Linked DNA regions of Homo sapiens: region 2 is linked to region 1. The links are chromatin contacts, found by Hi-C or POLR2A ChIA-PET in ENCODE. All regions are on one chromosome and are shown on one strand. Each heading gives the region's core, a stretch centred on a gene start or an enhancer-like site at or near the end of the contact. The rest is flanking DNA. Distances are from core to core; before and after follow the strand shown.

The links. Hi-C counts contacts between places; a loop is a spot of excess contacts on that map. ChIA-PET counts read pairs that join two places held with the same protein, here RNA polymerase II (POLR2A). Pooled maps may share reads with other maps.
Region 2: a pooled map shows a loop between it and region 1 (2.4-fold over the local background). The contact joins the enhancer-like site here to the promoter of CSNK1G1 in region 1. A Hi-C loop is called at or near these places in 5 of 50 pooled maps. POLR2A ChIA-PET finds 5 or more read pairs at or near these places in 8 of 52 experiments (B cell, CD4-positive, alpha-beta T cell, OCI-LY7 and 4 more).

What each region holds. Positions count from the first base shown.
Region 1 is chr15:64,353,946-64,357,519 of GRCh38, reverse strand. CSNK1G1 (casein kinase 1 gamma 1) reads left to right here and starts at 1,347. Exons shown (of 12, transcript NM_022048.5): 1 at 1,347-1,532. RefSeq lists silencers at 1,412-1,461, 1,572-1,631, 2,022-2,081.
Region 2 is chr15:64,428,917-64,432,541 of GRCh38, reverse strand. All of the region lies in intron 11 of TRIP4 (thyroid hormone receptor interactor 4), which reads right to left. Among named protein-coding and RNA genes, the nearest start is that of ZNF609, 30 kb to the left of the region's middle. RefSeq lists enhancers at 1,505-2,016, 2,017-2,528. Within about 2 kb of position 2,106, at least 10 of the 41 ENCODE cell types and tissues checked have a DNase peak (open chromatin) inside an H3K27ac peak, as active enhancers do; they include CD4-positive, alpha-beta T cell, where a contact is called at or near this core.

The DNA.
Region 1 (3,574 bases), core at 98-2,597:
TAATTTTTGTTTGTTTGTTTATTTATTTATTATTATTTTTGAGACGGAGTCTCGCTCTGTCATCAGGCTGGAGTGCCATTGGAGTGCAATGGCACGATCTCGGCTCACTGCAATCTCCGCCTCCCGGGTTCAAGCAATTCCCCTGCTTCAGCCTCCCGTGTAACTGGGACTACAGGCACGTGCCACCACCCCCAGCCAATTTTTTGTATTTTAGTAGAGACGGGGTTTCACCATGTTGGCCAGGATGGTCTCCATCTCCTGACCTCGTGATCTGCCCGCCTCGGCCTCCCAAAGTGCTTACAGGAGGACTACAGGCGCGAGCCACCGCGCCCGGCCAATTTTTGTATTTTTAGTAGAGACGGAGTTTCACCATGTTGGCCAGGATGGTCTCCATCTCCTGACCTCGTGATCCGCCAGTCTCGGCTTCCCAAAGTGTTGGGATTACAGGTGTGAGCCACCGCACCCGGCATATTTTGAGTTTTGAGTGGAGGATTAGACAGTCTTCTTCCTTCCCAAATTTGATTATGGGCTCCCTTTAGCCTTTTTCTTTGTTTTCTGTCTTTTTTCCACCACCACCCCGCCCCCGAGGCGCAGTCTCAAGAGGTCCTGAGAACATGTGCCCTGCTCTCTGTTTTAAGGATTAAAATAACTGTCGAGTTACATTGAATCTTTTTTGCCTATTCCATTTGGCTAGGTTAATTCCAGACCTTACACAAACATGTGCAGCTCTTACAAAATGTAGGTGAAGACAACATTTTTCTAACCATTCGGCTTCATGGGCTGTCACAGGAGAACTAAGTGCATGAAAAACCTTTCACAACATTGAAAGAAATTTTAAAAATCTGGTTGAAACACAATTAAAAATCCACAAGAGGGAGATGCTTGCTAAACCGTCAGAAAATAATTCCCTCGAGGGACCTGAGAGAGGAGCCTGGAGCCTTAGGAACAGCCACTGGGTCAGCCACGGGATTAAGGGTGGGAGGGAGCAGGAGTATATAGAGACGGGGGCTTGGTGGAGGAGTACAGTTGAAGGGAAAAGCGGGATGGGTTTCGTGCCTCTGGCAGCGAAGCGTGTACTTGGTCTAAGATCTTGAGCAGAAGGTAAGAGCGTGTTGCCAAAGCAGAGCTCAGTGCTCCCGATATATCTTCTGGTAGTCCCAGAAGAAATGGGGGTGGGTTGCTTTGAAGGCACTTCCGCTTAGCAACCCCACGCGGTTGCTAAGGAGGGGGCAGCCGTGGGGATAACCCGGAAGTGATGGTGTCAGTTTAACGCTGCCTGCCCAAAGTTTGTCCTATTAGGCCCGCCAGGGTACTCTGCGACTCCGGGACGAGGGCGGGGCCGCGCTAGTGGTTCCGGTTCGGCTCCAGCCGCCCCTCGGCTCCTCGCCTTCCCCCTCCCGTCCGCCTTCTCCCCTCCCTCCCGCTCCTGGGAAAGAGAGAAACCACCGCTGCGGGTGGGTAGAGAAGCACTTGGCGCCTCGGGGAGGGGACCGCGCCCGCCTCATTTGCGCCTTGCAGCACTGCTGGACCAGGTATCTGCCCGGCTTCGTCGGGGTTCTGTAGGCTGAAGTCTGAGGGGGTGTGTGTGTGTCTGAGGGGGTTGGTGGGGGGCCCTTTCCTGGGCGTGGGTGGGGGACGCCGTGATCCCGGGTGGGGCGCAGGCTGGCGTTTGTGTCTGTGGAGGGTTGCGGGGGCGGAATGGAGGGGCTGAGGGACACAGCGGGTGGAGAGTTTCGGTTAGCGGGGTAGAGGTAGGCGGAGGAGGCGCCCCTTCCGAGAAACTGACTCTAGCCGGTGTGGACCGGGAGTTTGCCACCTGGAGGGCTTACTCTGAAAGGGGGAGCATCCCCCGGGAGCCAAAAGGAGGGCACAGATCTCGTCAGGGTGACTGGGGCTATCCCGTGCTTCCATTGCCCTCTTTCCCTACCCACCCCGCTGGGACAGAGCTGGACTTCGAAGGTTGTGGGGGTTCTGAGTCGACTGGGTACCGCGGGGAGCCGCCCTTGGCGGAGCTTAGGGCACAAGAGTGGGTAATGAGACTTTCCTCTACCCAACTTCCGTACGCTTCCCCCACTTCTTCCTTTACTGTTTCCTCGCCCCCACGTCCTACAGGAGCAATGTCCCCCAAGTGGGCAGGCATCACAATGTAAAAGAGAGTGGAACTGGGTTTGTTGCCCCTAAATGACACTTAAGATGTTTGGAAAGTGCCTGAATGACATATTCAACCAAGTCTCCCAGCTCGATATTAATTCCGGTATAAATTACCTTAGAAAAGTGGAATTCTGAAAAGCATTTAACAATAGGCTAGTCCAGGTGTAGTCTTGTGTAGTAGATGTACGTGTTTATTTAAAAAGAATGGACTGGGGAAACCATATAGATGTATCACAGGTCTAGGCAAGACATGTTGAGGCAAGGCTTTTGCAGCCTCTTTCTTACCTGCCAGTAAACCTGTCCTAATTTAAATGAAGTAGAAAGATCCTCTTCATTTTTGTTTCAATCAGTGACTGAATACTAGGTGCTGTGTAGTGATGTCTCAGAACAGATATGTGAATTTTCAGAGAGAGAATGAATGTTCTGCTGTTGAGCCTGTGTCTTAATCTTTTAAGGAGATAATTGCGGTCAAGTGGAAGTATTGACTTTCAGGCAGATAAATCTTGGGTTGAACCTAGACTATGCCAGTTGCTAGTTACTGACCTTGGGCAAGTCATGGAACCTACCAGAGCTTTTGTTTCTTCATAAGTAGTATGAGTTAAAATTCTTACCTGTATTATAAGTAACATCCCATTTTAAACGGAACCACCTTTGAATTAGAAGATAAATTATTACCATTAATCATACACAGTCAAGGCAGCCCAGTTTTGTGAAACGAGGTTTGAGATAGGAAAGCAACCGGATAATTTTGAAAAAAAAATGCATACAATAGGACTTTCAGTGTCTTCTCGAAATTGATCGTAGGTAGCATGAAATTCAGTTATCAGTAGTTTCTTAAAATTCAAAATAATAAAGTAGAATATGGCCCATTTATTGAAATGAGCAAAATATATTTTATAGATTTTTCTCAGCTACACCATATTGGTGTTTATAGTATGGATTAACACGAAATACATGAAAAAGTAATGTATGTAAATCTTAACATCACATGTCTCTTTAAAGAGAATTAAAATTGGGGTGTAAAATAGAAGGTACTTGTTTTTTGTTTGTTTGTTTGTTTGTTTGAGACAGAGTCTTGCTCTATCACCCAGGCTGGAGTGCAGTGGCACGATCTCGGCTCAGTGCAACCTCTACCTCCAGGATTCAAGCGATTCTCCTGCCTCAGCCTCCTGAGTAGCTGGGATCACAGGCGCCTGCCACTACACCCAGCTAATTTTTTGTATTTTTAGTAGAGAGAGGGTTTTACCATGTTGGTCAGGTTGGTCTTGAACTCCTGACCTTGTAATCCATCCGCCTTGGTCTCCCAAAGTGCTGGGATTACAGGTGTGAGCCACCGTGCCCGGCCTACTTGTAATTTTAAGATAAAAATCAGCAGCATCAGCAGCACCTCTCATCTCAGTTAGATTTATGCTACTAGAAAAAC
Region 2 (3,625 bases), core at 857-3,356, 74 kb before region 1:
GCCTCCCAGGATCAAGTGATTCTCCTGCCTCAGTGACCCAAGTAGCTGGGATTACAGGGGTGCGCCACCATGCCCAGCTAATTTTTGTATTTTTAGTAGAGATGGTCACCAAGCTGGTCAAGCTGGTCTCAAGAGCCTGACCTTGAGTGATCCGCCTGCATCGGTCTCCCAAAGCGGTGGGATTACAGGCGTAAACCACTGCGCCTGGCTCAAGTATTTATTAATGAATAAATATATATGAAAATCTTAAGAATTTCATGTTTATTTTCAGATGAAAACCAAAACACTAAATACATGGAAAAGTGGTAATATTTCCCATCTCTCTTCAGGATAAGTACAACAGAAAACATAATGCTCAGCCAGGCATGGTGGCTCATGCCTGTAATCCCAGCACTTTGGGAGGCCGAGGCAGGCGGATCACGAGGTCAAGAGTTCAAGACTAGCCTGGCCAACATGGTGAAACCCTGTCTCTACTAAAAATACAAAAATTAGCCGGGCGTGGTGGTGCGTACCTGCAATCCCAGCTACTCAGGAGGCTGAGGCAGGAGAATTGCTCGAACCTAGGAGGCAGAGGTTGCAGTGAGCCAAGATCACTCCACTGCACTCCACCACCCTGGACGACAGAGTACGACTCCGTCTCAAAAAAAAAAAAAAAAAAAAAAAAGAAAACACAATGCTCTTTGGATAAAAAAAATATATATATATATATAATATAAATGGTTTCTGAAACCATTTAAGTGGGTACTTAATACCCAGACTGCAAATAACCCTAAAGACAGTCTGTTTTGATCTAGAAACTCTAGTCAATGTTCCAGTTTTGTTTTTTTTTTTAATTTGAGATGGAGTCTCACGCTGTTGCCCAGGCTGGAGTGCAGTGGTGCAATCTCTGCTCACTGCAACCTCTGCCTCCCGGGTTCAAGTGATTCTCCTGCCTCAGCCTCCCAAGTAGCTGGGATTACGGGCACCCACTACCACACCCAGCTAATTTTTTTTTGTATTTTTAGTAGAGACAGGGTTTCACCATGTTGGCCAGGCTGGTCTTGAACTCCTGACCTCATGATCCACCAGCCTCCGCCTCCCAAAGTGCTGGGATTACAGGCGTGAGCCACCGTGCCCAGCCTGTCAATGTTCCAGTCTTCAAGAGAATTCCAAAACTACATTCCCTATATCTCACTCAAGTGAGCTGTGATTTTAATGAATTGTCCAGGGTTAAGCTAGTTGTTAGTAACATAACAATTTTTCTTCTTGTTGAGTCTCAGATAACAGCCCTCATCGTGAGGGCTGTTATCGGAATATTTTGAGGTCTATATATTGGCAGATTTTCTCAGTACAACAGACAGGACATTTTCACATATTTTAAAAGAGAATTTGTGGACTGCATTTTGAATTCCAGTGCCTGGTTTGAATACTGACTATTAAATCCTTCATTTTCTAATTTCTCATCTCTCAGACTCACAGACAATTCATTGGTGATAGAAGCTGATGATTTCCACAAACGAAGTGATACTTGGAATCTTCCTGAAGATCTATGTTGCTTGGATACTCTTTTTTTTTTAAAGTTTTAAAAATTGCTTACTTTTCTTCCAGCAAATTCTCCTAGATCCTGAAGATACTTTTCTAGAAAAAGGAAGAAGTAATATTCTCTTCCCTATTGGAAGACTACAAGTCTACTGCCGTCAATTATTGGAAACAGGCACCCAGCAGTATAACTGCTTCAGCATAATTCCTTGAAGATAGGGTCTTGGCTATTGTAAAAGCTGTAAGATCAAATAGACTAAAGGGTCAGTAAGCTGGCAGGAAAGGAATGGATTCAGTTCAGAAGAAATAGAATAATCAATGACCTTGGAGATTTCAGACAAATCAGATTTTCTATTGAAGGCAGGGATATAAATAGCACAAACACAACACAGACACGTAGAAACAAAAGCCACCAACTCAACTTTTTGTTTGAAAACTTGTTAGGTCTAGAGAACTGTTCAAACCACAGCTGCTAATGGTTATGGATTTGGCAATCAAAATGTCTTTGTTAAAAAAAAAAAGTTTTAACTGCCTTACTATTGAGGTTACAAACCACAGCCTTGATGCATTGTTGCAGTCAACATCCTCCCTGCTGTTTTTGAGAGCTTACATCTGCTGCTGGCAGATAAAATGCTGGCAAACAGCATGGGCTCCTTCCAGGGGAATCACAGGAGAAGCTTTAACGAGATGGCTCTCATCTACCTTTTTACCCTGAGTTGAACCCATAGCCTTTTCTATATCACTTCTACCTTCTCTAGGCTGATCCTCTGCCATTACTCAGGAGGGTTGAGGATCTAGAGGAATTTTTTCTGGCACAAATTAGTCATGTTGGCCATACTAATCTTAGAAGATAAAAAGGAAGACTAGTTCATGGCTCAGGAGAAAGCACATATTTTTAAAGCCATTTAACAGTGTAGTGCACTTGATTTTAAAACAACCACTAACAAAACCTTTTCGATTTTCTTTTTTTAAGAGGACTAAATGATCACACTATGCCAAAAATAGTGAGGGTTTAGTGTATTTTAACTTATCAAAGAAAGGCCAAGAATGTGAGGTCAGAAGTAAATTACTGAATTTTGGGGGGAAAAGAAAAAGGAACAGCATGTAAAGGCAAAATGTGGTCCAAGTCACACAGGAAGTTAGTTTCAGTTGAAGTAAAAATTACTAGATCCACATTAGTTTTCAAAGAAAATGCAATTCAACTGGGTGATAAATGAATATGGAGATACTGAAGGGAAGGCACAGGTCACAGTTAGGAAACTACTTCCTAGATGGTTCTCTCTCAGTGAGTTGACCTATGAGAATACAGAAAAATCAAGCATACTTAGACTAACACTCCTAAACTGTAAATACCATGATACCAGTTCTGTAGTATGTAAATAGGTAGTGCATGTTTGGGTGGGGGATTAATTTATGCTCAAAGTTTTGAGAACACTGCATGTTATATCCACCTCATAGAGAGTCATAATCCACACTAGCATATTAAGGGCTCTGAGATGTTCTACAGTAAACAGATCTGTTTAATCCAAAGGTATTTCCCAAATTTGTGTTTCAGAGAACACCTATGCCATGGAATAGTTTGGTAAATGCTAGTCAAGAGCCATTATTCCTAAACTCTCAACTCATTCATTCAGAAAACAAGAATGAGGCTGGTATAATAGATTAGACAACTACATTTCTTTTTTTATTTTTATTTTATTTTTTTTGAGACAGAATTTTGCTCTTGTCACTCAGGCTGGAGTGCAGTGGCACAATCTCGGCTCACTGCAACCTCTGCCTCCCAGGTTCAAGCAATTCTCCTGCCTCAGCCTCCCCAGAAGCTGAGATTACAGGCTCCTGCCACCACGCCTGGCTAATTTTTGTAGTTTTTTAGTAGAGACGGGGTTTCACCATGTTGGCCAGGCTGGTCTCGAACTCCTAGCCTCAAGTGATCCACCCGCCTCGGCCTCCCAAAGTGCTGGGATTATAGGCATGAGCCACCACGCCCAACCCAAAAGCTACAACTTTTAAAACTGATAAACTCTTTACTCAATAAATAAGATAAAAATAGGGCTAACATCAATTCTAAATAAATTCATATGCTACCCTTAAACACAGAAAAGAAACA